2 separate regions of the Homo sapiens genome follow, and region 1 is linked to region 2. Evidence: chromatin loops called from intact Hi-C (ENCODE). Cell type or tissue: Caco-2. All regions are shown on one strand. Each heading gives the region's core, and the rest is flanking DNA. Links, peaks and the distances in the headings are about the cores only. Region 1 has its middle 57 kb from the start of SEC11C. Region 2 holds the start of RAX (retina and anterior neural fold homeobox).

Region 1 (16,017 bases), core at 2,875-10,874, 190 kb after region 2:
AAGGAGGACAAGCTCTGTCTATGTGGGAGGAAGAGCAAAGTGTTTTCCTTCTGGTGTCTCTGAGCAGATAATTGGAGCCAGAGTGACGGGGAGGGAGCAAATTCACACCAGAGCAGCTGTTTCTTCTGCCTGTTTTGAAACTCATTGCAAAAATAATAGACTTCAAGGATGGAAGTGCACTCAGTTGCCATGCCCAAGATGGCGGTGTCATCTCACATAGCAAAGGGAATGGTGCTCTCCCTGGCCAATTTTGCATTTTAATGCCGAGAGGCAGCTGTCTTGTCGACAGCAGTTTCACTGTGTTTTAAGAGAGTTTCTTTCATATACCTCCTCATTCACAGTGGAAAATATTGTCTCAAAGAGCCCTTAGAAGTGCTTTATTAGAAACCTAAAGTTTTAGGCCGGGCACGGTGGCTCACACCTGTAATCCCAGCACTTTGTCAGGCCAAGATGGGCAGATCGCTTGAACCCAGGAGTTCAAGACCAGATGGGGCAATGTAATAAGACTTCATCTCTACAAAAAATAAACAAAATTAGCCACATGTGGTGGCGTGCACCTGTGGTCCCAGCTACTTGGGAGGCTGAGCTGGGTGGATCGCATGAGCCTAGGAGGTTGAGGCTGCAGTGAGCCAAAATCACACCACTGCACACCAGCCTGGGAGACAGAGCAAGACCCTGTCTCAAAAAAGAAAAAGAAACCTAAAGTTTTGAAAGGTGTTATGGATTGAATTGTGTTCCCCTCAAATTCATATTCTGAAGCCCTTATTCCCCAGTACCTCAGGATTGTGACCTTATTTGGAAATAGGGTCATTGCAAGTATAATTAGTTAAGATGAGGTCATACTGGTGTAGGGTGGGCTTCTATTCAAACATGACAAATATCCTTATAAATAGGGAAAATGTGGCCACAGATAGTGGGAACATGCCACATAAAGATGAAGGCAGAGATCAGGGCAGTGCTTCTGCAAGCTGAGGAGCCCCGAAGATTGCCTGCAAACCATGGACGCTGGGGGAGAGCATGGAACGGGTGCAAACCATGGACGCTGGGGGAGAGCATGGAACAGGTGCAAACCATGGATGCTGGGGGAGAGCATGGAACGGGTGCAAACCATGGATGCTGGGGGAGAGCATGGAACGGGTGCAAACCATGGATGCTGGGGGAGAGCATGGAACGGGTGCAAACCATGGATGCTGGGGGAGAGCATGGAACGGGTGCAAACCATGGATGCTGGGGGAGAGCATGGAATGGGTGCAAACCATGGATGCTGGGGGAAAGCGTGGAACATGCAAACCATGGACGCTGGGGGAGAGCATGGAACGGGTTTGCTCTCGCAGCCCGCAGAAGCCACCCCTGCTGACTTTGAAGACCTTGATCTTGGACTTCAGGTCTCCAGAACTGTGAGACATGACATTTCTATGGTTTAAGCCACCCGCTTTTTAGTACTTTGTTACTGCAACTCTAAGAAACTAATACACAAGACATTGCTGTATACAGATGAAAGAAAAGGACAAGTCAAATAAGCTGGTGCCACTTCATGAATTAGGTAGATTCTAAGTGTTGAAAGGGGTTAAAGAGCACATAATTCCAGGAGAAAAATATTTCACCTTCCAGGAATGTATTTTGTCACTGGGAAAACAAGATAGGTATTCAGGAATCGAGCCTTGGGTTTTTTTGTTTTTTGTTTTTTGGGTTTTTTTGTTTGGTTTTTTGTGTGTTTTGTTTTTTTGTTTTGTTTTGTTTTGTTTCTTCTGAGATGGACTCCTGTTCTGTCGCCCAGGCTGGAGTGCAGTGGCACGATCTCAGCTCACTGCAATCTCCACCTCCCAGGTTCAAGCGATTTTCTTGCCTCAGCCTCCTGAGTAGCTGGGATTCCGGGCACACGCCACCATGCACGGCTAATTTTTTTGTATTTTTAGTAGGGACAGGGTTTCACCATGATGGACAGGCTGGTCTCGAACTCCTGACGTCAAGTGATCCACCTGCCTCGGCCTCCCAAAGTGCTGGGATTACAGGTATGAGCCACCACACCCGACCTCTTACTTCCTTTTTGAAAAATAGCATCACTCATGATGTGATCTCAAGTCTCACAGTCCTGGTTCCTAGTTCTTTCTTATGTGTGGGCTAAGTCCCCTGGCCCAGGAACTGTGGCCAGAGGTCCCAGGCCTGAGCTGAGGGGAAGTCCCTGGGCCTACAGCATGGAAAGCTCCTGCCCCTTCCTGAACCCCCCCGCCTCCACCCCTTAGAGAGGTTGCAGGGAAAGGAGAGTACAAGGACTTGTAGCATTTGTCTACTGGCCAAACAGGTGCCAGAGCTCTCATCACCCACTAGTCACCAGCACAGAGCCCTCTACATGAGATACCAATTAGAGGATCAGGCTGGAAAGGCTGGGAGAGCCCAGTGAGCCCACCAATGAAGAACGTGAGGGAGGATCCTACCCTGTAGCCAAAGGGCAGGTATCAGAAGAGGACAAAGGCAAGTGGCAAGGAGGTGCCTGAAGGGCCACAGCCTCTGGTCATTGCAAAGCTTCCTTGAGCATCTCTGTTCCTATGATCTGGAATCTCCCATCCCAAGGACTGCCACGTAGTCTTCATCAGAGTGCTGATTAAGGGCAGAGGCCAGGGAATCAGCTGGCCTTGGTTCAAACCCTTCTCTGTCAGTTACTAGCTGTGTGACCTTGAACAAGTGACTCAACCTCTCTGAGTCTCACTTTTTTCAACTATAGTATGGAAATAGTAGTAGAGACTTTGGGATGGATTAAGTTAAATAACCCATCTAAAGGGTTTAGTACCTCATCAGGTACATGGTAAGTCCTCAATCCATGTTAACTCATTAATAAACTCACTTTTACACCTGAAAAAAGCATTACCCCCTTGCAGCCCATCTGGAAAATGTCCATCCTGCTTAATCAAACTCTCTCTCCTTGTTCACAGCAGCAAGTATAGGTTTTCTCTCTTTTTTTAAGAGACGGGCTCTTGCCCTGTCACCCAGGCTTGGAGTGCAGTGGCACGATCATAGCTCATTGCAACCTCAATGAGTTCTCTTTTTGTTGTGGCAGATCAGAGCAGACCCCATTAGATAGTGATGATTAGCTGTTGATTAGAGTCATTTCTACTATGGGATGAAAAGAAATCGCATTTCTCTCTGCCCGCCTCCAAATTCCAGGCTCAGCTCCCTGACAGTCTAGGGGTCAGAGAATTAGGCAGTGTGTTCCTCTGCACATGCAGAGAGAACGTTTGTTTGTTTGTTTGTTTGTTTGTTTTTGAGATGGAGTCTCCCTCTGTTACCCAGGCTGGAGTGCAATGGTGCAATCTCAGCTCACTGCAACATCCACCTCCCGGGTTCAAGTGATTCTCCCACCTCAGCCTCCTGAGTACCTGGGACTACAGGCAGGCGCCACCCTGTCATAGAGACAGGGTTTCGTCATGTTAGCAAGGTTGGTCTTGAACTCCTGACATCAGGCAATCCACCCACCTCGGCCTACCAAAGTGTGGGGATTACAGGTGTGAGCCATGGAGCCCAGCCCAGGGAGAGCATTTTTGTGCTTTAACAAAGCATGATATCAAAGTAATATGAGTAAGCTAGATGGCCAGAGAAAGAAACACTGGCAAGCTGCATTCTTTCAGAGCCAGACTACACCTGAATTGGGAGGAGCAGAGTGAGCGAGAGCAGATGAATTCAGCGATACTGAGATCAAGTGTGGCCAGCACATCTCTGCCCACATCACACAGCCAGCTGTCAGGTGAACTAGATTATATATAAGTAAACACATGTCTCTAACTGTTGAGTCAGGGAATATGAAGTCACATGGCTATGCCTGCAAGGGAGGCTGGGAAATGGCGTTCAGCTGGGCAACCATGTGCCTAGCTACAGTCTGCTATTATGAAAGGAGAAGACAGATGTTGGGGAACACACAGCAGTCTCTCTCACAAGGGGGTATAAAGAGAGAAGATCGAGGAGGGGAGCCAGGCACGGTGGCTCAGGCCTGTAACAATCCTCCCAGCTTGCAGCCAGGAGTTAGAGACTGTAGTGAGCTATGATGGCACTACTGCCCTCCAGCCTGGACAACAGAGCAAGACCCTATCTCTAAAAAACAGAGGAGGGAATTAGAGAGTGAGAACAGAGGTGAGAATGGAGAAGAAGAGTTAATTATAAGTAGAAGAAAAAACTCCAGTTGCTGAGGCAAAGCCCTGGGGTTGGATTCCAATCAGTGCCAACAGCATCATAGCAGTTGCTGAGTTGTTATTCTGGGGTTTAGGAAGAGGATGTCTGTGACTACAGTAAGAAAGGGGGGCCTATTCCATCTCCCGGGCCTTACCAGCCTCCACTTCAGGCTCATCTTGTTTCTGTCATGATTTTGTGCTTCCGACTCTTAAAATTGTTCTGCATTTTGTTCCCTTTTATTTGCCCACTGTCTTTAAACAACTCGACCAGACAACTTGAACAAAAGCTATGACTGAACAGGGATCATGAAAAGTGGGGGTCCTCTACTTCCACTATGAATGGAAAAGTATAGCACGCTTCCTTCCCTTTGCATAGTGGTCGTTTTTCAAAAGGTTCTTGCAGATGTTGTCTCAATTCCTTCTGTAACGAAACTGCAAGGCAGGGACAGACACTGTTAATAATAAGTAGTCAGGGTGCAGCCTCTGGGGTCAGACTGCCTGATTGAAATCTCAGCTCTGCCATTTATGAGCTGTGTGATCTTGGGGAACTCAACCCCTCTGAGCCTCATTTTTCTCAACTATAAAATGGGATACTAACAATATCTACTTGGAAAGATTGTTTAGTATCTATTTCTATGAGTTTTGTGTATTAAATGAAACAATTCTGTTTGGCACATGGCAAGCACTTTACAGGTAGGAAAACTGAGGTTCAACTAAAGTGATTTGCTTAAAGATTCAGAATCTGGTTTTCTAACTTCCAATTCTACTCTACCTCAAAGTATAGGTTTTGTGGAGCTCAAAGCAGGTAAGCGGCTTGTGGCATTAAATAAAAATTAATGTAAAATTATGAAACAGAACAAAATATATAGATCAGAGAAAAGAAACCCAAGGAATGGCGATGTAACACAGAAAAGAGCCAGGAAGGTAATGAGAGAAAAAGAATAGAGCTAGGCAGAGGGGAATCATGGCTGCCAGAAGCATGAAGAGCCTGAAGCTGTCATTTTCCAGAAAAGGAAACTGAGGCATGGGGCAGTCACATGCAACTCCAGCATACAGGGATGCAGCAATGTGGAAGGAAATGCATCCCCAGAATGCCAGAGAACTTTCTCATTCTGGTGATTCAGCCTCCCAAGTTCCTGGGGAAATTCTCTGGAAGGACTTTGGCATCTTCCCACTGGCTGCCCATCACTGCAGTCAGATAAGCACCACCAGTTCAGCGAGGAAAGCACACATCACAATGTGTTCTTCTTGCTTTTGTTTTATTTTAATCCCTCTAGGAACAGGAGACAGATAACCTTTCAATAATCTGAAATTCCAATAAAAAGAAACTCTCTCTGAAAAGTACACAGTGTTTGGGAAGGCTTTAGTATTTAGTAGACTTTAAAGATTTTCATCAGCCCTCCAATTTCTCTGTGTGCTTTGGAGGCATTGAGGGGAGTAATATTAGCTGAATAAAAGGTCACCACCACAAGAGTTGTTTTTAGCTAAATAAATTTGACATGGCAGGGTTGAAAGCTCTAGATAGATATTAAATTGCTGGTCATACTTGTGAGCAGGTGCAACTCTCATTTCCCACACCCCCAGGCAGCAGGGGAAGCTCTTTCACTCTATGATGGCTTGTAAATTTTTTTCCTCTCTGTTTTTACTCTTTTTCTACATTCTTGTCCTCATTTCCTCTATGATGCATTTCAAGCTTCACCTGGCTTTGCAACTATAAACATTTCCACTTAAATGCTGTGTTGCTGGTTCCCAAACTTGAATAGAATGATCTCAGGGCCTTTGGAGACACTGATTGCTGGGCCCCAGCCCCAGATTTTCTGATGCAAGACGTCTGCATGGGAACTGAGAACCAGTGTTTCTAACAAGCTCCCAGGTGATGCTGTTGCGCATAGTCCAGGAGCCACACTAGGAGAATGGCTGGCTTAGATCACCCTCCCTTGGCTGCACCCTGGACCCTGTCCTAGCCAAGGCCAGCAAATCACTCTGCACTTTTGTCTTCCTGTGGTTCCAAGGAGACTTTCCTCGTCAATATTGTAGCACTGCATTCAAGACCCAAAGATGCACCAATGAAGCTTCCATGGGGGTGCTGTGGAAGTCAGCTTGAGAGCTGAGCAATGCCAGGGGCACTAAGTCTTGGGCATCTCATCCCAAAGCCATCCCGGAAAGCACCCTGCTTGTTCTTTACTCCCAAGGCAGGTGTAGATTCCACGTTAGTCCTTAGGTTTGCGATATCTCTGGCTGGCCCCCAGGGTTGGCTTTGATCAGAGGCCCTGGAACCTGGAGCTGAGCAGTTCTCCCAGCCATCCACTGACCCAGGAATGCCAGAGACCTCCACACGGATCTCCCTCACCAGAGAGCTAGCACTGTCCCTTAGCTGACGGTGGGAGGATCCAGCAGGACATTTGTCTGATGCATTGGGTCTTAAGGATCCAGGAATTTTGAAGTCCAGTCTGACCAGCAGTCCTTACCTTAGAAATTGAAAAATAAATAAAACATAAGATTCATTTCAAGTTCCTCAGAAAGAAAGCAGTGAGAATCACTGAAAAAAAAAATACTGTTTTCCATTGAAAATGATAGATTAGATTAGAAATATTAGATGTATTTCTTAAAGGATTAAGTGAAAACCTTACTTGGGCATTCTAAATTCCTTAGTAGGCTGGTCATTTAAAAGGAAGCAATGAAGGCTCTTTGACTCTTCTACTTCACAGTCTGACAAAATCTGCAGTTTTCCTAGGAGGCTTCCGGTGTGTTCAAGAAGGCAGCGGGGCCGACACTGGTCTCTTACGTGCTGCCCTCTCGTGGTCACCCAAACACATGCAGCTAAAGCTTTCTTCCGATGCCGCTCATCTATTTGTTCAAATCCACAGGAACAGAGCCCAGGATAAAGGCGGACAGGTGATGGAGGTTGGCAACAGCACAGCTGACTCCACGGGTCTGAAACTATTGCTATGGCTGGCACTTCGTCAATGTGTGGGGTTCAGAGGAGGTCAAAAAAAATCATAGAGGCAAGAAACAGTGATTATTCTTTAGACTTTGTTAAGAGGAAATTTGGAAAGAAAACGTGTGTGTGTGTGTGTGTGTGTGTGTGTGTGTGTGTGTGTGTGTGTGTGTGTGTTATGCATATGAACACAGAGGTGGAGAGGGAGACAAACAGAGGAGAGATAATCTGATAGAGAGATTTTGTTCCAGTGCACTGCCCACGTGGTCTGGTAGGAAGAGCAGGTGGGTGAACTCGGGCAGGAGACAACACAGTTGCCTCACTACAAAATGATGTCCTTGAATAGATTATCTCTAAAGTCCCTTCCCATCCCAATTACGATTCTACTTAAAACAAAACAGAAAAGAAACCCCTTTCTTTCCCCGTGCTCATTTCACGCACCCGAGCTGATGGTCCTGGCTGCCCTTCTGCCTGCCTGCTCTCTTGCTTCTCTTTCCCTGTTTTCTAACAAAGAACTCCTTATGCCGTCACTTTGGCTTACATACATGCTGCCTTCTTTTTGAATCCATGGGATTTTCAATATGATGTACTAAAAGTTTCATTTTTCTTTTTGAGTCTCAGTCAAGGGTATTCCAATTGTCTTGTCTCTGAATTTTTTTTCCTTCTTTTCATGATCCCCTAAAACTTTCATGTGTATCTTACCCTGTTCTTTGTTGCTGGGAAAGATAAGTTCCTGGCCGAAAGCTGTCAGTGTCGGTCTTCAGCACAGAGCCTGTCTTTTAGGTGGGAAATACACCACGGTTATTCATTCCATTAATCTGCATATTGGCTTAGAGCGGCGATTCTCAAAGTGTGATCTGGGTACCCTCCAGGAGTTCCTGAAAGACTTCCAGGGAATCCATAAGGTCTACACTATTTTCAGAATAAAACCAAGATGCTTGCTTTTTTCCCTTCTCATTCCTTTATGAGTGAGTGTATGCTGGAGTTTTCCAGAAGCTACATGATATGTGATACTGCAACAGACTGACAGCAGTGGCGGATGTAAGATCAGCTATGTCTTCTATTTAGCCAGCTATTAAAGAGATTTCTGAAACTGTAGCACAATGACAGTCTTCTCGCTAGCATTTTTTGTTTTGAAAATATATGCCCTACCCTGAGCTTAAAAAAAAAATAAAAAAGAGGCCAGGCGCAGTGGGTCATACCTGTAATCCCAGCACTTTTGGGAGGCTGAGGCGGGCTGATCACCTGAGATCAGGAGTTCAAGACCAACCTGGCCAACATGGCAAAACCCTGTCTCCACTAAAAATATAAAAATTAGCCGGGTGTGGTGGCTCACACCTGTAATCCCAGCACTTTAGGAGGCCAAGGTGGGCAGATCACAAGGTCAGGAGTTTGAGACCAGCCTGACCAATATGGCGAAGCCCCGTCTCTACTAAAAATACAAAAACTAGCCAGGTGTGGTGGCACGTGACTGTAATCCCAGCTACTTGGGAGGCTGAAGCAGGAGAATTGCTTGAACCCAGGAGGTGGAGGTTGCAGTGAGCCGAGATTGCTCCACTGCACTCCAGCCTGGGCAATAGAGGGAGACTCTGTCTCAAAAAATATATATATATAAAAATTAGCTGGGCATGGTGGCATGTGCCTGTAATCCCAGCTACTCGGGAGGCTGAGACATGAGAATCGCTTGAACCCAGGAGATGGAGGTTGTAGTGAGCCAAGATTGCACCACTGCACTCCAGCCTGGGCAACAGAGCAAGACTCTGTCTCAAAATTAATAACTGGTATTTTCCATAAAAATATGTTAGCATGAAATGTATAATTTATTATATTTAAAGGAATTTATAAATATTATCCCATTTTTTCCATTTCTAATTTCTAGTATAGTAAATATCAATAGATATATTCCACATAATAAACAAAGGCTCTTCGGGTCCCAGATAATGTTGAAGATATAAAGAAATCTCGAGTCCAAATAGTTTCAGAATCGCTGACGTAGAGGAACCATGGGATTGTGGGGTGACTCCGAAGCTCAGTTTGCACACGTATCCTGGGCCCCGATGTAACATGAGGAGAGATTCGGGGTGGGTGCCAGTTCACTAGTTACCTGATTTTAAAGAGTGGAGGAAGGGGGTTAGGTTCAACACCGTTCCCCAGGAAGCACCTATTCTCAGGTTGCCTTCAACTTTCCCTGAGCCCAGGAAAAGCAAAGCTCCTTTGCGTTGCACCTGTGCTGAGCCAAAAGGGGCGGTGGCCCCAGCTGAACATATGCTGCTGTGTGATGCTAGGCAAGCTTGTTTCCCTGGTGCCACTGCAGAGTCTGTGTCCGAAGATTCTAATAGGCTGGTCCTTGCAGCAGCTGTGGGTTCCATAAAGGGACTGGCCTGAAACAGATCCCCCCGGCTTCTCACTGCTGTACTGTAGAAACCAGAAAGCTAAATGTTACATTTTTTAAAAACCCATTTGCAGCTAGGGCACTGTTATCAGATACTCTAAATTGTGTTCCAGAAAAGCACGTAGAAACTCTAACCCCAGCCAGGCACGGTGGCTCACACCTGTAATCCCAGCACTTTGGGAGGCCGAGGTGGGTAATCACGAGGTCAGGAGTTCCAGATCAGCCTGAACAACATGGTGAAACCCCGTCTCTACTAAAAATGCAAAAACTAGTTGGGTGTGGTGGTGGGTGCCTGTAATCCCAGCTTCTTAGGAGGCTGAGGCAGGAGAATTGATTGAACCCGGGAGGCAGAGGTTGCAGTGAGCTGAGATCACACCATTGCACCCCAGTCTGGGTGACAGAGCAAGACTCCATCTCAAGAAAGAAAGAAAGAGAGAGAGAGAGAGAGAAAGAAGGAAAGAAAGAAAGAAAGAAAGAAAGAAAGAAAGAAAGAAAGAAAGAAAGAAAGAAAGAGGGAGGGAGGGAGGGAGGAAGGAAGGGACTCTAACCCCCAATGTGACCTTTTTTAGAGATAGGGCCTTCAGAGAGGCAACTAAGATTAAACAAGGCCATAAGGGTGGGCCCCTAATGCAATAGGACTGGTGTCCTGGTAAGAAGAGGAAGAGACACCAGTGAAGCAAGCGCACAGAGAGAAGGCTATTTGGGGGCACAGCAGGAAGGTGGCTGTCTACAAGCCTCGGGAGAAACCAAGCCTGCCATCACCGGGATCTTGGACTTCCAGCCTCCAGAACTGTGAGAAAATACATTTCTGTTGTTTAAGCCACTCTGTTGGTGATATTTTAACATGACAGTCACAGCAAACTAACACAGGCAGTGACTGAGACTTAGATTCTGCCAAGCAGGCATTCACATGGGATTTGGAAGGTAGAAGTGAGATACACACAAAACCTCTGCTGCTTCTGCTGGAAAACATCTTGGACATGTCTGGTTTTTCTGTGGCAGCTTCCTGGTCATGGCAGTGTATGATTATATTATGATATCCCGATCATGGTAGATTTCTGATGATACTAGTTGCCAAAACATGATGGAGGAAGCATGGCTCTGCTTCAGCAGCTGCGGCAATGACTCTCCAAGTGACACGTGGCTTCCTGGGAAGTAGCTCTCATGGTACTGAGATGTGGCTTTGAGAATTATTCCTGAAAGTGATGGGCAAGAGAAGACTCTCCAGCTGGTCTACCTTTGCTATCTGGCCCCTATAAATAGTACTCCAAGTATCTGTGGCACCTCAAGTAGCTCTATGAAATCTATGACAAACCCTTAAAGGTCTCTGGGGTCATGAATCAAAGCCAAGCCCTCTTTGGCTATTAATATTCTTCTAAGTAAAAGTTTCTAACTTGTGGCCAGGTACAGTGGCTCATGCCTGTAATCCCAGCACTTTAGGAGGCCAAGGTGGGTGGATCACCTGAGGTCAGGAGTTCTAGACCAGCCTGGCCAATATGGTGAAACCCCATCTCTACTAGAAATAAAAAAAAAATTAGCTGGGCATGGTGGTGGGCGCCTATAGTCCCAGCTACTCAGGAGGCTGAGGCAGGGAGAATTGCCTGAACCCGGAAGGCAGAGGTTGCAGTGAGCCGAGATCACATCACTGCACTCCAGCCTGGGCAACAGAGCAAGAATCCGTCTAAAAAAAAAAAAAAAAAAAAGTTTCTAACTTGCCATTGGGCCCTTGTAAAAACAGAATACCTGGCTATGGGACATTAGTGGTCATGTGACTTAAGCTATCCATAATGAATTTTTATCTAATCCAGTGAGTCATAAGGTTGGATGCCTGCAGAGGTCTCCATCATAAGTGGATATGGAATATGGGGGCAGGTCCTGAAAGTGACGGTACATCACTGGAGCAGAGGCTGTACAATCTCAGTGCACCACCTCCTGCTGCTACAATGCCATCTGCCATGACCTCACGGCTGGTTTCCTGGGATCAGTTGACTAAGAAAACATTCAGCCTGGTTTACAGAAGGTGCCACGCAATCATCTGAAAGTTGATACAATATTATAGCCCCATTCAGGGGTAGCTCTGGCAGGACAGAGAAATCCTTGTAATGGGTAGAACTTTGAATTCCTGGAAGAAGAGATGGCCAAATATATAGATCTTCACTAATTCCCAGGCAGCAGCTAACCATTTAGCTAGATGACTAACAGCTTGGAAGAAGTGAGACTGGAGGAATTCTTGACAAGGCCTGGGGCAAGTTGTATGGAAGACCTTCTCAGAATAAGCCCCAAGTGTGGCAATAATTGTGTCCCTCGTTACTATCATGGAAGAGCACCGCACATAAGGCTCTTAATTCTCAGGTGAGCAGGATGAGCATGATTCTTTGGCTATGAGCCAGCCTCTCCCCATGCAGCCAGCATGCCACCTTGCTGATAATCCTGCTGAGCAAGCACAGGGTGGCTGGATAAAGAGACAGAAGCAAGGCAGGCAGCAACCTTTTGCTGCTTTTTTTGCCCTGGAGCAGGCACCTTCCATGGAAGTATCTGACCTTAGCAGCATCCTCATCGTCATCGCTCCCTTCTCCACATCCTGCTCCACACAATGGTGCTGTTTTCGTATCCTCTACCTCTAGGAGCATATTTTGGGACATCCAGGCCCTTAATGTCAATATCAGTGTTTCTTGAAGTGTAGGCATCAGAATCGCTTACTTGTTTTTGTTAGTATGTAGGAGTCAGGAAATGTATTTTTATCAACATCCCCAAGTAATCTTTGTCTTCACTAAATTTTGTGACAATCTGATCTTGAACAAAAAGAAAGTAGTTCTCTTTTTTATTCTCTGTCTCTCTCAACTATCCACAGCCTGCCCTCTTAGTTCAGTTTCCTGGGCTAAGGACTTCCTTTTTCCTAGTGTCTGGCCCCAGGAACAATCTCTTTTTAGTGGCCGTAGCCCCCATATCTGCAAGATGTAGCCTTAAACCTCATAAAACTCTACAGAAGAACCATATGCCAGTTCAGTGTAGCCTCGGCATTCATGTAAGAAATCTTCCCTTCCAAGAATGGAGTGGGTTGGGTCTTCCTTCTTTGCCCTGCCAGAAGTCATCATGATGAAGAAGGCTGACAGCTGGAGAACAGAAAGCTGAAGATCATGGGTTTATTGGTCCACTCCTCGCTGAGGAGAGGTTGAGATTGAAAAATCCTAAAAGGGAAGCAACTCCCAGACTGCCAGCTGGGAAGGCACAGTCTGGGGCCAGAGAAGCTCCCCACTGCAGATCCATTTCCAGCGTGGAGAAAGCGTCCTCCTGCTCCCTCCAGTTTCAGCCTGTCCTGTGGTTTTCTGCAGCCTTTCAGGCAAACACAGACAATGGCATTCCCATCTTCCCTGATCCCTCCATTCCCACCATGCCACCTCCCCTCAGCAGATTCCTGCTGATGTTCACCTAAGCCTCCACCCCCTCAAACCCTTTACCCTCATCACCATAGTCATCACAACCTGCTTACTTTATTCATACCAAGTAGCAACTGAAAAGTCAAATTTCTGCGGTTGGGAATGCTTAGCTTCAGCAACAAAGTGTCTATATGTCAGACCACAATGGAACGCAGTAGTTTGAACTTTTAAAATGTAATTAACAGCTAGACAGTGCTTCTCCAAACTCCCAATCCAGTAAGCACTGAAGTGTAGAGTATCTAAAACCTTAACAGACTTCCCCTGTTTCTCGCAGGGGTTTTATAAAAGGATATCAAGGAGAATGACTGCCCTTCTAGCCCAGAGATTGTAGTAGGGGATTTGTTTAGAGTTAAAGAAAATATCTCATGGGACTTGGGTTCTGTTGGGTTCTGGACACTGATTTGTTGTGTCCAACATGACCAGATTTGCTGATTTGTTTGAAGCCCATTGGTCTCAGGTTCATCTTCTGTAAAATAAGATGTTTCCCAAGAAAGGGTCTCTACATGTCTCAGAAGCTTTTATGAGGCTGTGAGCCTCATCTGATACCAGAGGAAGATATCACCAGCTCACTGTTCACAAGTCCATCCCATTCCCAGCGTGGATCTGAAAACCACAGAGTGCCAGTCTCTGTAAGTGTCCTCTATTGTCTCTGGTCCAGATCCATGAAGATCCTGAACATGTTTGCACAACTGGAGGGAACAAGGGGGCCTCCCGGGGAGATACAGGGAGGCTGTGTGACAATGGGGAAAAAGCAGCACATTTGGAGGAGGCCTCGGTCCCCCAGGTCTGGTGGTAAGACCCTCTTTTAAGCTTCCTTAGTCCTCATCTTCCTTCAAGCATTGAGGAAACATAAAATACCTCACAGAATCCTCAAGGAGTGCAAATGTCCTAAGTCTTTCTCACCTTCCAAGCCCACATCACACTCCAGCTTCCAGCGATCTCTCTCCTGCTTTTCACAGTCAAACTTCTGGAAAGAATTGCTCATAAACCCCCTGCCTGGTTAACCCATCAGGACATGGTGGCTGAGCATATGGGCTCTGGATTCGAACTGCTTGGATTCATATCCTGGTGCCCCCACCTGGCCCCCACCATTGGCCTTGCACCAATGACATAGCTCTGTGCCTCAGTTTCTCCATGTGTAGATGAGGATAATAGTGTTTATGTGCATGCTGTATTAGGATTAAATGCCTTGGTTTCTGTAAAGTGCTTAGGAAGGTACCTGGCATATAATGAGCCCTCAATAAATACTAGGTATCACTGTCTTACAAATCTCAATTTAGGGCTAGCTTCTCAGAAATTCCACTTCAGGCCTCCTAGTTAGGGTCAGGCTTTCACAGTTCTCACTTAAGTTGAAATTAGGTATTTTTGGTGTGATTATCATGACCCTCATGCAGGGCACTCACTATAAGGTCAAAGGGAGCAGAAATTGCACCTGTGTTTCTCTACATAGTGTTCCTACTGCTTAGCTCAGTAACTGGCACACAGCAGGAACAAATACATATTTCTTGAACATACAAAGGAATGAGTGAGCACTGGTACTGGCCTGAGTCCGTTAATGAATGGAGGCTGCTGTCAGAGAGCAAGTGCCCCAAGCTCCTGGACGAACCCATAATGGAAGAGATCTTTGGCCAAAGGGTACCTGGCCGCTTGAAAGAATGACTATGGCTCCCAAAGGGGGCCTATTAGGGAAGCCCTTTGGGCGTAAGAAAGCTGACTTTGGGCCAAAGACTGTGCATGTCTTGGAGAAGTTGCTATTTGCACGTGAATGTCATCAACTGAGACCGTGATGTAGAACGAATCCTGTCACTCCTTGAGTCCTGTGGCTCATTGGAATCCTTTTGGAAGTTTTGGAAAAAAAAAAAAAAAAAAAAAAAAAAGCACAGATTCCTAAGCCCCACTCCAATCTGGAAATCTCCAGGAGTAGATCCTGGGAACCTAGATTTTTAAAAAGCTCTTTGGGTGATTCCGTTGCCACCAGCCTGTACAGACCAGCAGGCTCTAATCTGGCCAAATTTTATCTTTTTACAAAGGAGGAAACAGAAACACACTTTTACCCTGCATCAGTAAAGAGGGCATGAAATTTTTAATAAACACGGAAATTAGCTGATCATTTGTTAGGGACTAGAAAATATGGTGTGTGCCCTTGGAAACAGCACATAATACAAATCATCCTTGGTAGGGGTCATTAGCATGGAAATGAGATCTGATTAAAAAGCACTGACAGCACTTCCTCCTCCTCCTATTGTGATTAGAGCAAAAATTAGACTGTTTGGCACACTCAGTCAAGTTTCCTCCGATAGACTCGTCTCTCTTGGCCAGGGTATGTTTGCCAAGTTTAACACAGGATGGCCCAGTGTTACTTATCTAAGTGCTGACAGCCCTTCACACCTGAGTGTTCCTGGCTGGTGTGGACTCAGTGATCCAATCATCACCATCATTCTCTAACCCAGGGTTTCTCAACCTGGGCACTATTGACATTTTTTATTGGATATTTCTTTGCAAGGAGTGGGGGGTGCACTACCCTCTGCACTGTAGGGTGTTTAGCAGCATCCACGGCCTATGGTGTCTACTCACTAAAGAACAATAAAGCATGTCCCACGGACATTGCCAATTCTCCCCTAGGGAGGGAAAAAAGCCTCCCCTTCTCCCACCTCCACACTGAGAACTGCTTTAACCTTACAAATTCACTTAACAGAGAACTCAAAGGACCACAGCACGATGTCAGGAATTTTCACTGGAGACTTTTTCCCTAACAGAAAAAATATAAAAGAATATTTCTATGAATTTCATGGACAAGACCCAAAAAAGGACAAAACCAAAAAGAAAGGATTGATAATTTTGCCTACATTAAACTGTAAAACTTTCATAGGAAAAACATCATATATGAAGTTGCCATAGGGGAGAAAGTATTTACAACACAAATAATCGATGAGAGATTAATGTTCAGAATACACAATTGTATTAGTTCCTTCTCACACTGCTATACAGGACTGCCCAAGACTGGGTAATTTATAAAGGAAAGAGGTTTAATTGACTTACAGTTCCACATGGCTGGGGGGACCTTGGGAAACTTACAATCATGGCAGAAGG
Region 2 (16,017 bases), core at 5,316-13,315:
GCTAGTAATGTTTAAATATCATTTAGTTTTTAAGTTGAGAGGGGGACTGTCTGATTTTTAGTGTTTGTCAATTGCTGTGGTGAAATTACTACCACTGTGGCTGATTTCAAGCTACTAAGATGAATCACTGAACTCAGAACTGGGAAGATGCTAACCATAAGTTCTTACAAGCCAGTAGGGGCTGATTCCAGCACACCAATGCGTAGCAATATTAGCTGTTTGCCAAAAATCCCTGCAAATCTATTGCCAAGGGAATTTTTCCTCTTACCGAGAGGCTACTTGAACTTGCATCAGTTGTAAAAGCAAGCTCAGAACCAAGATAATTGGGTTGGTAAGTGACGGGGGAGTTGTGTGAAGAGTAACTTCATTGTGTTTGTACAACAAATATATTCCTCCACAATTCATGCACTGACTTTCTCTAACTATAAGCGTGGGGCATCTGAGTGTAACAGCCTGAGAGCTCAGCATGGCGGTGCTAATGCCAGAGTGCCCAGTGGACACCCTGGGAGTCTGGGACCCGGCCTCCAGTCCAAGCCCTAGTACAAACATTCTGTCTCACCTTGGGCTAACTGCTTAATTTCTCTGGGCCCACACATTTTTCACATCTAAAATGTTAAAATGGGGGCTAGAAATAAGAGAACAGAACAGATAATCATCAAAGTTCGTTTTCTAAATCTTCAATATACGATCCCCTGAAATAACAGGACACTAAGTGGGAGGGCAGTTTTAAGTGATGCTGTTTCCAAAAATATCATAATTGGGAAACAATGGAAATTCCCAAGGAGGAGACTTCTTGCTAATTGCTGGATGGTCTGCAGAGAGCTGTGGTCCCTATTTTTAAGTGAAAGGAAGGCTTTCAAACAGGGTATTACTGCTGGGAAACAACAGCTCTCAACTGCCCTTCATTTCGTCTTGTGACGAGATGAAATGCTTGCTTCCATATGCCCATCTGCGAGGGCTCTCAATTAAACCCATAATGTCTACATGAGGCCCATCTCTTTGTTGGTTTATGGTCTTTCAGCCACGATTATCTGATGGGGTTATTATTCACTACACTATCCTTATATCAACATTTGCTTCAATCTAGTCTGAAAATACTAGAGAACATCCAGATTGTCATAGTAAGAGGTAAACTACTATACTGGAAATGTCTTTATCATATGTGTCAAGGTCATATATTTATGAAAGTGGCCAAGGATATTCATTGTTAGTTGCCCGCATGTAAAAATGGGGTTCTGGTAGGCACCTCTAAGAACATTTTTCTGATATACCTTGTGGGTTGCTTCAAGTAGCTAATGTTTCATAAATGAGGGAGATCTGGTAGTGAGAGATGAACAAGCATAGTGTATTTTATCTCTGGATGCAATGTCAGTATTTAAAAGAGCTTAGCTAGTGATATTTTTGCAACCATTGCCAGCAACTCGCCCATGATATGCAATATATAATACAATATAGGGGAGAATTCACAGCATCAAAGGCCAATGCTGAAAAATATCTTTTAGATGCTTAAATATATATTGTTCACAAACCACTGAGAGTGATTTGAAACTCAGAACAGAGAAAACTCCCTAAGCTTCATGAGATAGCCTTGGAAAGTTGAATGGCATACTTATTATTATTTTTTTTTAGCAAACCTGTAACCATCTTAAATGACTTAATAAATTATAGGCCATCCACCATACCTTTCTCATCCCCACATCACTCTGAACTATATTATTCTTGTTACCTTTGACTCCCAAATTTTCTTGCTTTAATTTATCTGCTGGTTCTCTTATGGCCACTGGAGAATTAATGGTGCATGTTAATACACATACCGTGTTGGGGGTAGCACACATGGTGGGCAGAAGGAAGCATTCCTGAGTAAAACACCTAGGTTCAGATCCTGGCTCTACTTGAAACCAGCTGTGTGACCTTGGACATGCTACAGAACCTCTCTGTATTTCAGTTTCCTCATCTGTAAAGTAGGGATAATAATAGTGTCTACTGGCCAGGTGCGGTGGCTCAAGCCTGTAATCCCAGCATTTTTGGAGGTTAAGGCAGGAACATTGCTTGAGCCCAGGAGTTAAAGACCAGCCTGGGCAACATGGCGAAAACCCATCTCTACAAAAAAATACAAAAATTAGCTGGATGTGATGGCCTGCACCTGTAGTCCCAGCTTTGCAGGAAGCTGAGGTGGGAGGATACTTGAGCCCAAGAGGTTGAGGCTGCAGTGAGCTGTGATCATGTTACTGCACTCCAGCCTGGGCAACAGAGCCAGACTCTGTCTCTAATAATAATAATAATAGCAGCATCTACATCATAGGATTATCGTAAGAACTAAATTGGGCAATTCATGTAAAATAATACTCAAAAGCTTATGGCATATACCCACTGACATGTACTTAGCATTCAATAAATAGTAGCTCTTGTATGTATTCTTAACTCTTGACAACTGAATTTGTTGAACTTCAGTGTGTGTGTATGGTGTGTGTGCGTGTTTAGTGATTATATGAGTTGTGTTTTGCTCTGGCTAAAACTAAAAGTAAGTTGCCTTTCTTGCACGTGTATCAGCTAGTGGGAGGAGGAGGTCCTCGAATATGGCGTGACACAGGGGGAGTTATTCCAGGATTAAAATACATCTGCTATGGGGAAAATCTACATGCAGACAATCAAGTTTATTTGATACACTTTACGAATTGATATATCATAGGCCTTTCCACAGACATTTTCACCCTAATGTAAAACATCGCTGAGAGGTGAAATGACTAGAGACTGTGGCTGAATGTCCTTAATTCACCGCTCTCCCTCTCCTTCTCCGTCCAGTGCACAGGGATATGCATGTCTCCCCCGTGTTGTAGGTGAGACTGTTCATCCAGAATACTTCCAGAAATTGGACCTTCTCCATACAGCCACGATCAAGGAGTCGCTTTATACTACAACTTCCTCACGTTTGGAAATGTGTGTCTCCCAACCATCCGAAGTTTAATGGGGCTTTAGCTGTGTCTAAGGTTGGCCGCAGGTGGGGGATGGAAGGAGGGGTTTTCTTTGATCCATCTAATGAATTAATGAATTAATCAGAGGTGGGGTTCAGAAGCCAGGCTCCTTACTGTTGCTGAAGCAGGGCTGATTATGAGCTAGCCTAACTGCTGGAAAAATGCAGCTTCATGCTAGAAGAATTAGGGACATGGCCCAGTCCATTCATCTTCCCTAATCGAGTTCTTGGGAAATACACACGTAGATTAGCCCCTAACAATGACCCCCGGCTGATTGCTTGGAGTACCCTCCACCGTGCCCACAATGGTACTGACTAGCTCTTTATGTCCTGCACAAAGGAAGCCCCAACTCCCCCTTGTCCTCCTCTGCCCTGTCTCCCCCACCCCCATCACCACCACCCCTGCCCTCGCCAGTGGCTGTTGAAGTCTTTTCTGCTTTTTTCCCCAGACTCTGAAACAAACAGTAAATAAAAGCTAACCTCACCTGGACTTATTAGGAGGAGCTGGGCAGTTCCAGAGGAATTAACTTTGGAAAACAAGGCCATAAACCCCTTAGCAGCGTGTGGGCAGGAGCTTAAGGAAACGCTGCCAATCTTTGTTTAGCGGTGATTATCGAGATCAATTTAATATTGGGGAAGTTTGCATAAAAAGCATTCTCGGTCAGAGGGGGAACAACAAATACCAATTAATTATCCCCACAGCTGCCCTCTGATCACCACCACCTCAGCACGTCAGCCACCTGGTCTATGTCACTGGCAGTCAGACCTTTTCGGGTGCCACCAGGCCATTTGTGGGCCCTGGAAAGGTGGAGGAGGGGCGGAGGAGGAGGCAAAACCTGGTCTGTCAGGGGACTTTCCAGAGGGTTTGTTAATTTGCCCTGGATGCCGGTACCCAAAGCCCACTCTCTATAGGCTCTGACTTTATTTCTTCTGGGAGCTAAACTGCTTCTACCTCCGCCTCTTAGATGCAGAATCCAGTCTCAGGGAAGGATTAAAGACAGACTGCAGGCTAAGATGGGCTTTGATTCTTTTCAAAAAGATCACACACTACAATAATAATTACAAATGAGCTGCAGGCAGAAAACACTGGACAAGGAGTCAGTGGCCTGAGTTCTAGTCCTGACCCTTCCACTTAATAGCTGTATCACTTTGAGCCTCAGTTTCCTCTTCTGTAAAATGGGGACCAATATGTCTGTCCTGCTCACCTCACAAGGTTGTGAAGATCAGATGACATGAAGAATGTGAGAAGATTCTGAAACCTACAAAGTGACATGTCGAGAGAATTGCTTGAGCCCAGGAGTTCCAGGCTGCAGTGAGCCACCATCATGCCACTGCACTCCAGCCTGGGCAACAGAGAGGGACCCTGTCTCTAAAATAAACAGACAAATAAATAATAAGTAAATAAAGTAATATGTGAACACTGTAAAGTGCTATTAACTTTCATTAATTTTAGCTTTTTTCTTAAAAGATAATTTCTGACTTGAATTAGTTCAATTTCTATCTCCTGCAGTCACATGCTTGCCCTTATTTTAGTTTGCCATTATATAGTTTTATTAAAAGTAGATATGCCCATCATGGGGAATTAACCATTGAATGATCCTTAAGAAATTGACTTGTCCTCCGCAAACATCCTTCTAACACCAATTTAAAGGTTGGGGATCTGAGGATGTGTGTTTTCCCTCTTCCTTTGTCTTGTCTTCCAGACTGGACGTTAAACTCCACCAGGCCAACGGCCCTGGCCTTTCCCAATTTGTTTGATGCCCACGACGTGGCCCTCGACGGTTGCCTTGCCCTCTAAAGGGACGCAGCAAACGCTTGTCTGAACGCAAGCGGGATAAAGAAGACACCCCTGCTGTGGAGATCAGAGCGCCTACTGAAAAGGAGATTTTAGGGATATTGTCCTCTAGGTCCTTGAGCTTTTATAGGAAAGCATTTTAATTCACGGTTCAGGCCACCAGTTCAGGGAAGGCCAAGCGCTCGCCTCGGGTCTCGCCTCAGATTTGAGGGGTGAGACGTTCACAGCGCCATTGTCCATCCGCGCTGCTGGAGGTGAAACACACTCACCCTATCCAATCATCTTTCCAAGTGGCCGATCAGTCACTGTGGGCCACGGAAGCCTCGAGGGGGTCCAAAGGAGAAAGAACTGCAAGCCAATTACTCCTGAACCCTCGGGGAGGCGAGAGGCCTCTTCCCCGGGAGAAGGTCCTTCCCCAGCCAGCTCTGGGCCATCTCCTTGGCCCGGAGTGTTGGAGGGAGGCGGGAGTGCGACACCGCTGCTCATCAGTAAAGGAGCCCGCCCTCCCCGCAGGACAAGGGGCGGGAGCGAGGAACTCCAGGTGGGTCTCCTGCGGGACCTGAGCCCGGCAGCACATCCGACTCGGGGCTCCCAGTCTCCTGCTGGGCGATCGGGCGCTAGAGGTCACCGGACTTGCGGACATAAATGGCCCTGGGGTGGGCGCTGCGGGGAAGGAGGGAGGCTGCCGGCGCTCAAGTCCGAGGGGACTGGGAGGAGTTACAACAGATATAGACGGACAAACTAAACGCGAGGTCCGGGACTTCGTACAACCCAGCCAAGAAAGGAGTGGGTCCCGAAAAGGGAGCCAGCGAGGGGAAATTCAAACTGCGACGAGTGCGGGGCTGGGAAGCCTTCGGCTGGGTCTCGGCGCTTCCAGGGGGCACAGGCCAGGGTGGCGGCCCCGCGGAGGTGAGCCAGAGGGGGCTAGAGGGGCGAGTCTGAAGCTGGGGAGGGGTGCGTCCAAGGAGGGAGGTGACCCCCAGGGGGTAGTCTGAAGTGAGAGGGTAAGCCCGAAGTAGAGGGAGACAAACGCAAGGGGAGAGATGAGCCCAAGGGCGTCGGCCCCACTGAGGCAGGACTAGGGGTGCGCCGCGACCAGGTTCCCGAGCCCATCAGGCATCCCGCCGCGGATCCCCGGAGTGTGTTTGTAAAGCTTAAAACGGATCAAGAGGTGGAAGGGGAATATTCCTAGTGCCGGCCCAGGGGTGGCCACTAGAGGACCCTGTGGCTGGGCCGGGTGAGGACACGCCCCTCTGTGGAGGGAGGGGCCGAGAGAAGGGGCTGGGTCCAGGGCGAGAGGGGAGGAGCCGAGGGCCAGTTGGCTCCCCGCCTTTAGCGCCGAGAGCCCCAGCTACCCCGAGCCCGAACTTCCGACTTCTGGGACTAAGGCGGCAGCGGGCTGAGCGCTCGGCCACCCCCAGCGTGCGCAGCCCGGGCGGGCTTCGCCCGCGGAGCTTGACCTAGGGTCGGGACCCGTCGGGTTGCACCGCCGCACTCGGGAAGACCCGGCTTCGAGCCTCTCCTCTCCGTCTCCAAAGCGCCCTCCCGCCTCCCGGCGCTCCCCATGCACCTGCCGGGCTGCGCGCCAGCCATGGCCGACGGGAGCTTCTCGCTTGCCGGCCACCTGCTCCGCAGCCCGGGCGGGAGCACCTCGCGACTTCACAGCATCGAGGCCATCCTGGGGTTTACCAAGGACGACGGGATCCTCGGCACCTTCCCGGCGGAGCGGGGCGCCCGGGGCGCGAAGGAGCGGGATAGGAGGCTGGGCGCGCGGCCCGCCTGCCCCAAGGCGCCCGAGGAAGGCTCCGAGCCCTCCCCGCCGCCAGCCCCGGCGCCCGCCCCCGAGTACGAAGGTGAGTGCGCACCCCTGGCTGTGCGAGGCCGTTCGGGCGCCCGAGCTTAGGAGTTGGCCAGACGAGAGCGCCCCTTCCTTAACTTTTATTAAGGCAACTGGGCGCGGGGTTGGGGACCGTCTATGGCGGGAGCTTCCAATTTGCATTCAGAGAAAGCTTAGGACCCATCGCCGCCCTCACCACGGACCTCCCCGGGCCATCTCGGAGCCCGCAGGCGGGCTGGCCAGTGCCCACAGCGAGGCGGGGTCGGCCCAAGGGTGTTTTGGGGAGTGCATCTGACCCTCCCGGGCCTCGTCGCCCCAGCCCCTCGACCCTACTGCCCCAAGGAGCCCGGGGAGGCACGGCCGAGCCCAGGGCTGCCCGTCGGGCCAGCCACCGGCGAAGCGAAACTGTCAGAGGAGGAACAGCCCAAGAAAAAGCATCGGCGGAACCGCACGACTTTCACCACGTACCAGCTGCATGAGCTGGAGCGCGCGTTCGAGAAGTCCCACTACCCGGACGTGTACAGCCGCGAGGAGCTGGCCGGCAAGGTCAACCTACCAGAGGTCCGGGTCCAGGTAAAGCGCCCAGGTTGAGGAACTGGGATCTGGGAGGGCCCGAGGCCCAAATTGCAGCCAATGCTTCTCGGAATTCACGGGTGTCCATGCATTTATTACTGTCCTTCCTCGACTTGGCATGCCCAGAGTCTCAAGGGAGAGGCACAGATCTTCGATGTTCCCTGTGCATCGCCCTTCAAGCAGTCTGTTCCAGTTTGTAGTACGAGCTCCCCTTTGGGGGTTTCCCTCTTCTAAACTCAAAATAGAAGATGGGAATGACTTGCAAGATGAAGAGGCCGACAGCTCATTAGACATAGCCAGGAAGGGGTTGGGGGTTGCTGAGTGGAAATGGAATGCAGGTAGTGATCGAGGGTGACAGGATTGGGGCCCCAAATGCCACCCTCGTCACTAGCTGCGAATACCGAGTTGGAAACGAAAACCCTGTTTCCTTGCGAAGGGCCTGGCACCTCGCAGTTGAAACTTCGGGTGGATTTATTTAAGAAACTGACTTTTCCTTTTCTGGTGCACATCCAACCAAACTTCTCGCTGCAAAGGCCTTTTCTTTTTATTGTAAAGGGGTTTTCGCTTTAATTAAAGCTGAATTATCTTTAATCCCTGATCATTAAAATATTTGAAAGCCTTAAATATTTGCTAGTCATCTGTGAAAAATCTGGGAGGATTTCCAAATTGGGAGAGTTTACAGAGGGCTGAAAGAGAGACATTGGGAACAAATTTCACTGCATCTGAAAGGCAGTGGAACTAAGATGGGATTTTTGTGTGTGTCTAATAAATTAGATTTCCAGGAAATGAGAACACTCAAGTGTTCGGAGCTTTTATCCATGTCTTAAAAGTAAAAGAGGACAAGCTGCTGCTTTTTCTTTTCTGCTTAGTTTAAGAGTTGAAAGTAATGAGTAAAAGTCATGGCTTAAAAAATATAATTCCCTAATGTGACTTGGGATTAACCAGCAAGGACAGTTCAATGTCTCCTAATTTGGGGCAGTAAAGCTGCAGTGATTTCACTGAAGGGGTGGAAATTTTATCACCTGCTTTCAAAAAAAGAAGGATGGGAGAGGGAATGAATACAAGAGAAAGAGTAGAGGCAAAGCCTTCCAGTACCCTACAGAATCCAAGCAAAGCAGACTCAGCTCCCTGGGCACTTGAGCCCACCTGCATCCTCCCTCATTACTTGTTCAGGAGTTTTGGCTTCTCCTCTAAGTTGTGAGATTCTTGAGAACAGTGTCTGTGACTTCTTTGTGACCACAGGGCCAGCACAGCACCCAGCATATGGCCATTCTTAACACATGACTATGATGTAATCAGATGGTAGAGATACTAGGCAGGATCTCCCACACCGAGGGCAGCAGTAGAGCATTGCAATAACCGACCTCAATCCTTCAGTCTATAACCTGGGACACTAGATCTGAAGGCTACAGCTGATGTGGTAGGGAATTGAGTGGGACAGACAGGGAAGCCGAGAAGGTGGTGGGACAGGAGCCCTCACCCAAATCAGTGTTTCTTTTCTCTACTGTTGGCAAGTATCTAATATTTAAGGGAGACTTGAGGCCTTAGATATGCAGATGAATCTTTTCTAGGATGGTACAGGGTACTTACACTTTTGTTGTTTCTCTTTTTCTCCCTAATTGCAGCCTCTCACACACTTGCCCTGCGGTGCTTGGGTGCTGGATTGCTGTTCTTTCAGCTCTCCTCGGGGGTCCCCTGCCCTTATTGACTGAAAACTACTTTCTCCCTTCTGAGGTTGCAACAATCTCCCCATTTCCCTTCATAAATATAGCACTAAAGCCACCAGTTTGGCTGAAATTCTTTTGTGTTCTCTACTAAACGGATTCTCTGTCTTGCCTGTGAAGGTGGAACTGGTAGTAAAAATGTAATTACACATATTCCAGCACTTTTATCAAATCAGTAATGAAGTTTCATTGGAAGAACCCGACGTTACTCTTGGCAAGGACTTCGTACAGATAAAGAAGAAGAAGCAAAAAACCTTGTCATTGAGCTAAGGTCTTAGGGTAATGTCAAAATTAACTTTGTAATGTAAAAGTAGATATAATAGACTGGAATGATTGTACTCCTTGAAAGTAATAACAAACAGCAGAAATAGTAAGCAGACATTAATTAAATAAAAATAAAAATATTAAAGCAGCAATTCAAATATGGTTGGGGCAAAATAAACCCCACTTGCTCCTATCTAGTTATCATAACCAGTAATCCGTGAAAAGAGCTGAATTTTAACGCCCATTCTTGCCAATTACTCTACTTAACAATATTTATTTATACCTGTATTTAGAGACAAAGGGTAGGTAAAGCAGAGAAAGTCTGAGACCAAAATACAGCAACTTAGATCTGTACCATACAGAGAACAAGCAAGTCTAAACTGTTAGGAGGGGCTGCCAACCAGAAGGTCACAGAAAATTGGTGAGATCTCGTTTCAAAGTTCTACGATTCGATTGCGGAGTTAAATTCACTTTTTTTTTCTGAGCTTCTGCTACGCACTAGGAGTTGGAAACAGATACAACCACAGCTATGGATAAACAGAGAAAAGGGTGGGACGCCACGGAGGACTAGGATGGGACAAAGAGACTCAGAAGAGGCGATAATGGAGAGAAGAGGCCAAAAAAAAAAAAAAAAGAGAGAGAGAGAGAGAGAGAAAGGGGATGGAAAAGAAAAGAGAACGCGGGGTGGGAGGAGTAGGAGTGGGTGGAAGGAAGGAAGATCCGGGCCTCTCTCGGCACATGCATAACAGTTGCGCCCCTAGTTTTATTTGAGGGGGACGGAGTGGAGCCCGCCGAGCTGAACCGGCTCAGGGTTGGGGACGCGGCCGCAGCCTCCGCTGCTGCCCGACGGCCCCTGTGCTCTCTCCTGCAGGTGTGGTTCCAGAACCGACGGGCTAAGTGGCGGCGGCAGGAGAAGCTGGAAGTGTCCTCCATGAAGCTGCAGGACTCGCCCCTCCTCTCCTTCAGCCGCTCCCCGCCCTCCGCGACGCTGTCGCCCCTCGGGGCGGGCCCGGGCAGCGGTGGCGGGCCGGCTGGGGGCGCGCTGCCGCTGGAGTCCTGGCTCGGGCCGCCGCTGCCGGGCGGGGGCGCCACGGCGCTGCAGAGCCTGCCGGGCTTCGGGCCGCCGGCGCAGAGCCTGCCTGCCAGCTACACGCCACCGCCGCCGCCTCCGCCCTTCCTGAACTCCCCGCCGTTGGGCCCCGGCCTGCAACCTCTCGCGCCGCCGCCGCCCTCCTACCCGTGCGGGCCCGGCTTCGGGGACAAGTTCCCGCTGGACGAGGCGGACCCGCGCAACAGCAGCATCGCGGCGCTGCGTCTGAAAGCCAAGGAGCACATCCAGGCCATCGGGAAGCCGTGGCAGGCCCTCTAGGGGCACTGGGGAACGTCTTGGGATCCGACCCCGGGCCGACCGCACCGTACCCGCATCCTCTCTCCCAGGGACAACCCCCCTCCCCAGCTCGGCCCCTCTTTCCCTGTCGCCTGCAGCCACCCGCCAAGCATAGTTCAGGGCCACGCGCCTGCTCCCGATGCACGGGGAGAAGGGCGACTTTCAGGCCTGAGGAGAGGCCCTCTGGCCGCCTCAACGCACTTCGCGGACCTCAGCCCTGCAGCTGGAGGGCAACAGGCTGCCGGGCCCCGCTGGCCACGCCGCTCCCATCACCGCAGGCGCTGGAGCCTCCAGGCCCAAACAGGCTGAAGCTCCTAAACTTGGCCATTCCCAGGAGGCTTGGAGACCCCCAGATAACCATAACAGGGAAGCAGGGGAGGCGGAAAAATAGAGTTTGAGAAACTTTTGTATAAGTAGTTTCAAACTATTTGAGAGGAGAATTAAAGACATGCTTGTTTTGTTTCGACTCTGTTTAAGCACGCTCAGGACTTGGGGAGAGGAGTGAATATTGGGGTACGGGAGGAGGGTGCGTTGACGGACAGGGTGGGTCAGGGAAAGAGGAGGACTGAGAAGAAGCTCAGGGTTTCCTTGTGAAAATTCTAGGGACACTTCGCTGCAGCAGAGAATCGTCCCCATTCCGAACGCTTCGGCGGCCTAGACCAGAGGCGCCCTTCCCTGGAGCCGGCGTGCGCGCTTGGGGTCCGGAGTGGATGGGGCTAAGGCTCAGATGCTAGCGCGCTCCCAGTTCCCCCGCTAGCCCCATAGTCCAGCGGCAGCTGATATTTTCAAGTTTGACTTCAATAGAAAGCGTCAAGACCACCTTCCCTAGGGCGAGAGCGAAGTGTCCCCCGGCCCCTGGCGTCCCCGCTCTCCTAAGGACTCCTCTCAGTTCACCAAGCAGATCTCCGGTTCGGTGCCAGTCCCTAACACCCAAGGTTGATCACCAGCGGTACAAGAACTGAGGCAAAGAGATGCTTTTCCTTTTCGGAGCCGCGAGACTCTCTAACCTCCCCAACTCGCTCCACACTCGCCAACCCAGAGTTCGGTAAAAGGCGCGTCTGGTGAGGTGCCGCGCTCGGAGAGTGTCCTGGAGCGCCCTACGCCACCGCCCCGAGAGCTAGTTCTTGCGGGCGTGCCCTGGACAGTATCTGCAGTTCTTTGGCGCCGGCTCTAGGGCGAGGAAGGAATCTCGAAATCTCAGCCCGCTTCACAATCTCCTGAGACTCTCTGAAGAAGGAGAGTCCCGGACTCCCGCCTGAGCGTGCTCGATATCCACCGTTGACACTGGAAGCTGGGCGACCGCCAGCAGAACCTGGATGCCCGCCAACAGGTCCTGGCACGGGGGGGGGGGGGGCGTCCACCCCACAACCCCCGTCCCTAAGCGTGCTTTCAGGATGATGCCCCCAGAGCCTTAATTAGCATCAACTGGCTACTGTCTGTCGGTCCTGAGCAAATTAGTGAAGCTCCCAGTCCCCTTTCCTCGTCTAAATAAACTCTGTCTCTCTGGAAGGTGGGAAAGATGGAATAAGATCACCTGTAAAGGCTTTGTGGAAAGTACCAAGACCCTGGCATGACGCAATATGGATTGTAATCATCGTCCCCATTTCCCCGAAATTCCCTGGCTGTTCTCCGGTTCCTGAAACCGACTTGGGAAAAGGATGACCACGCTGGAGCTGGGAATATGGGAAGCCTCATCATAGTTTCCAGTCCTTTCTCTGCGGGTCTAAGAGGCTATTGCATAACCAGGGCTGTGTACCCCTAGACCTCCAGATGGTGCCTTGCACACAGTAGGCTGATCAGTAAAAATGTACTGAATAAATTATTCCCCCCCAAGAGGTAGGGAGTAATATCTGCACTTTTCCTCACAAGGATGTCTCCTTGGGGGAGGAGGATGGAGCAGCCCGTGTGTTATCACCTTTTAGCAAGAAAACAAAACAAAACAAAACCAGAATGAATGTGTGTTTGGCCTATCATTTGTTTCATTCTTTCATTCCCTAGGGATGATTTATTTACAGAACTTCCAACTTCATGGGCTCCAAGTGAGTACCACACGTGCCCTGTCCTCCTTCTTACCGCAGTCTTGGGCACCTGTGACCTTGAGCATGCCACCGTCAGCATCTTCTTCACTTCCCTTAGATCATTGCCAAGATTATCCATTTCTTCTCCTCTGTGCTGTTTTTCAATTCTTTCCTTATGAGTTTTTCTGCTACTTCCCCTTCCTCTTCTACTGTTTAGTTTCAGATGAGAATAGATTTTCTTCTAAACCATCTCTCCAGGCATCATTTCAGAGACAAGCCCTTGGAAAATGATCACGAAAATATAAATAGCTAATAATTATTGAAGGCTTACTATGTGCCAGCACTCTTCTGAGAGGTTTCCATCTAGTGGCTCAGTTAAGCCTCACCACAATCCTACCAGGAAGATACAATTAGCCCCATTTTATAAATGAGGAGACTGAGGCATGGAGAGGTTGTCCCAGTTTACATTGTTTCTAAGTGCTGGGGCTGAAATAACCAAAAGTGTCCATCATAGTGCGTGTTGGGAAAACATTGCTGATAAGTGCTCCTTATATCAATTCTACGACAGCTCATTAGGCCATATTGGGAACTGAGATCCTGAGCGTTGGGCACTAGCTGTGCTTTCCTGAGCCTCCTGGAGAGATCTTCACACATCATCTGCCCCAGGGTTCCCCCGTCCCCAAGCCCCGCAGGGCAGCTCTGAGGGTGGGAGATTCACTGCCAGCTCTAGGAGTAGGGGTGCAGATGGGACGGGAATCCAGTACTTAACTCTGGCTGGAGGTGAGCAGCTTGTGATAAAGAGCATTAAAACCCCGATGGCCCTGAAACACTTGGGGCCCCTCTGCTCAAGCCCATGGCTAGAGAAAACGCTTTGCAGAGAGGCGCCGGCCGAAGTTGAGTCACAAGCTTCCAAAACTAGACTGTTGGCTCGGTCTAGGACGGGCATGAGGCTTTCAGGGACCCCGAGGGAAGCCTGCATCACTTTCCCAAGAATCACATGCAATGGTTCTTGAATCTTCTCTAATGAGGCTGCAAATTTGGCTCAGGTGATGCTACCAGTGCCCACAGAAGGAAAACAAGAACCACATGGGTCTTACGAGGTTCCAGAAGAAAAGGCACCGTGCTGCTCCAAGCACAGACCTAGGGCAAGCCTCTATTGGCTTCAGTCAATTCAAGAGGTCTGGAGATGCTTCCTTCCCAAACCCCGACGACGTCTGCTCTGACCCGCCCTAGGAGGAAAGCAAGCGGGTCTGTAGACCGGGATCCTCTTCTGCTCTTGCGAACCAGGTTGGGCGGGGCCTGGGCGGGGCTCTCAGATAGCGAAGGCGGGGAGGGGAAGGACGCCGCGAATTGGACCGCGCCGAGAGAAGGGCGGAGTCAGGCACTTTTGGGGAGGTGGGGAGCTGACCGCTCTTTGAGCCTCGGGGTACCTCCGCTGACCCAGAGAGCTGGAGCCTGCCGGGAGCGGACCTCCCCCGCGACCCCGTGGCCACCATCAGCCAGCCCCACGGCAGTTTTTGTTTTGTTTTGTTAGAGACAGGGTGTCGCTCTGGCGCTGAGGCTGGAGTGCAGTGGCGCAATCATAGCTCACTGCAGCCTTGACCTCTCAGCCTCAAACGATGCTTCTGCTTCAGCCTCTCGAGTAGCTGGGACCACAGGCGTGCGCCACCAAGCCCGGCTAATGTTTTTTGTTTTTACTTTTTTTGTAGAGACGAGGGTCTCACTATGTGTGCCAGGCTGGCCTCCAACTTCTGACCTTCAGCGACCCTCCCGCCTCGAACTCCCAAAGTGTTGGGATTACAGGCGTGAGCCACCGCGTTTTAAGTTTTGCGTTTTTCCCTTTCTGGAGCAGTCTCTGCGCGCGAGGGCGGCGTGTCCATAATGCGCGCCACGGCTCCCGGCTTCTGTTGGCGATGCTCGCAGCCCAATTTCTTTCCTGCACGGACGCAGGGGACTGAGGGCTCGGCCTCTCTGGATTGCTGGGCTCCAGAGGCTCGACGTTAAGAGAACAGCTGTAGGATGGCGGAGGCGCCCTCGCTCAGTGTCCTGAGGTTCCCGTAGGACCGCGGAGGCGCCCTCGCTCGGTGTCCTGGGGTTAGGCACTGCGGCCCTGGACCGGTCCAGGCTGTGTATCCCTAGTGGATTTCCTAGTTCCGAACACGGTTCTGTCCCCTGCCGGTCCGAGCCCCCACCTGCGCTGCTCAGGAGGGTGATCCGGGCTGGTCAGGGTGGGATGGGGTGGAGGGACTGGAAGAGAACCCCCAAGAGGGGCGGGCTTTGACCAGAGGTCACCAACTAAACTGGGACCACCCTGCTAAATTTATTTACCCTAAATACATATTCAGTGTTTGGGGAATGGGAATTGTCAAACTAGTGGAGACAATCCCTGCCTGTTCCCCACCCCGCCCCAGTTAATCTAGAATCTGGTGACGGTAGAGGGAATGCCAATTGCTCCCTCTCTAGTCCAAATTCACAGGCTAGCTGAAAGTCTTTGCGGAGACCGCTGGAGCCCACGCGCAGGAAGCTGGGGGCAGGGGGCGGCAAGAGAGACCAGGACCCCCAACTCAGCTTCCAGAGAGCGTGTTCCCCACACGGTCGGCGTACGGTGAGGGCACCCTGGGTGCGGACCCGAGAGCCTTGGCGGCTTCAGCATTTGATGAGATGCTGTCCCCATCATCCATCCCATCCAGCTCCGCCCCTCACCCCAGGCTCCCAGCCCCACTCCCAGCCTTGCCCAGTCCGCTTCTCCAGCCTACATTCCAAGAGCTCCTTTTCACCAGCAGAATCTTATTACATGAATGGAATCCAAGCCTCCAGGAGGTGGGCAGGGAAAGACTGTCAGGGAAGATAAAATTAAAAATTAATTTATTACAAAATACAATTAAAGTAATTAACAGCTGCACTTCCTCTTCGCTCAGGTAGCCAGAGCTCCGCACTCCCCCTTGGTGCCTTCTTGCCCTCCTGGTAAAGGCGAGACCCCGCAGCGCCAGACGGACGCACCCGACCCTTGTGGAGGCGGATGGTGCTCTCTGTGACCTTGTCGTCCCTTTTATTGGGGACCAGCTCTAATAATCTGGCCTCCGCTTGTTAACTGTACAATAGTGGGCAGAGTTAATGACTCATTAGTGATTAATGCCTTTACCACGCCTTAATTGCTCACTATAAAACCCCTTTGGTAAACTGGATTAAATCATCTAGATCCTTGACCACACCTCCCCCAGCCCTGGCGGACACGGAAACTGCAGGGTTCCCCAGCACCCTGAGCCGTCGGCTTTTTAATGGCAGGTGCAGTGGCAGCTCCTTTGCCTGGGAGTCAGGAGATCTGTGGCCCAGTCGTGACTGTGACATTGCTTGTTCCTGGGACCTTAAACAGAGTACTGTCAACAAACTTCACTGGAGCACTAGGTCTCTAAGATCTCTGCTCCCTCATTACTTCACCACAGACACC

The links. Peaks named below come from ENCODE experiments on the same cell type or tissue, not always from the same donor. Only the 100,000 strongest peaks of a DNase experiment are listed, where the experiment ranks them.
Region 1: a loop joins it to region 2, with 5 times the contacts of the local background. A loop is called at or near these places in 4 of 110 quality-filtered maps.

The regions. Positions count from the first base shown.
Region 1 is chr18:59,075,302-59,091,318 of GRCh38, reverse strand. No RefSeq gene overlaps it. Among named protein-coding and RNA genes, the nearest start is that of SEC11C, 57 kb to the left of the region's middle. RefSeq lists an enhancer at 1-215. In Caco-2, for the core only: a CTCF peak has its summit at 6,976 (motif pointing left); a DNase peak (open chromatin) is centred at 6,958.
Region 2 is chr18:59,263,520-59,279,536 of GRCh38, reverse strand. It overlaps RAX (retina and anterior neural fold homeobox), which reads left to right and starts at 6,083. Exons shown (of 3, transcript NM_013435.3): 1 at 6,083-6,619; 2 at 6,923-7,176; 3 at 10,036-12,499. The coding sequence starts at 6,331. The coding sequence ends at 10,533. RefSeq lists silencers at 10,128-10,287, 10,253-10,463 and an enhancer at 10,248-10,758. In Caco-2, for the core only: no CTCF peak of the experiment used is centred there; a DNase peak (open chromatin) is centred at 10,286; H3K4me3 peaks cover 771 bases.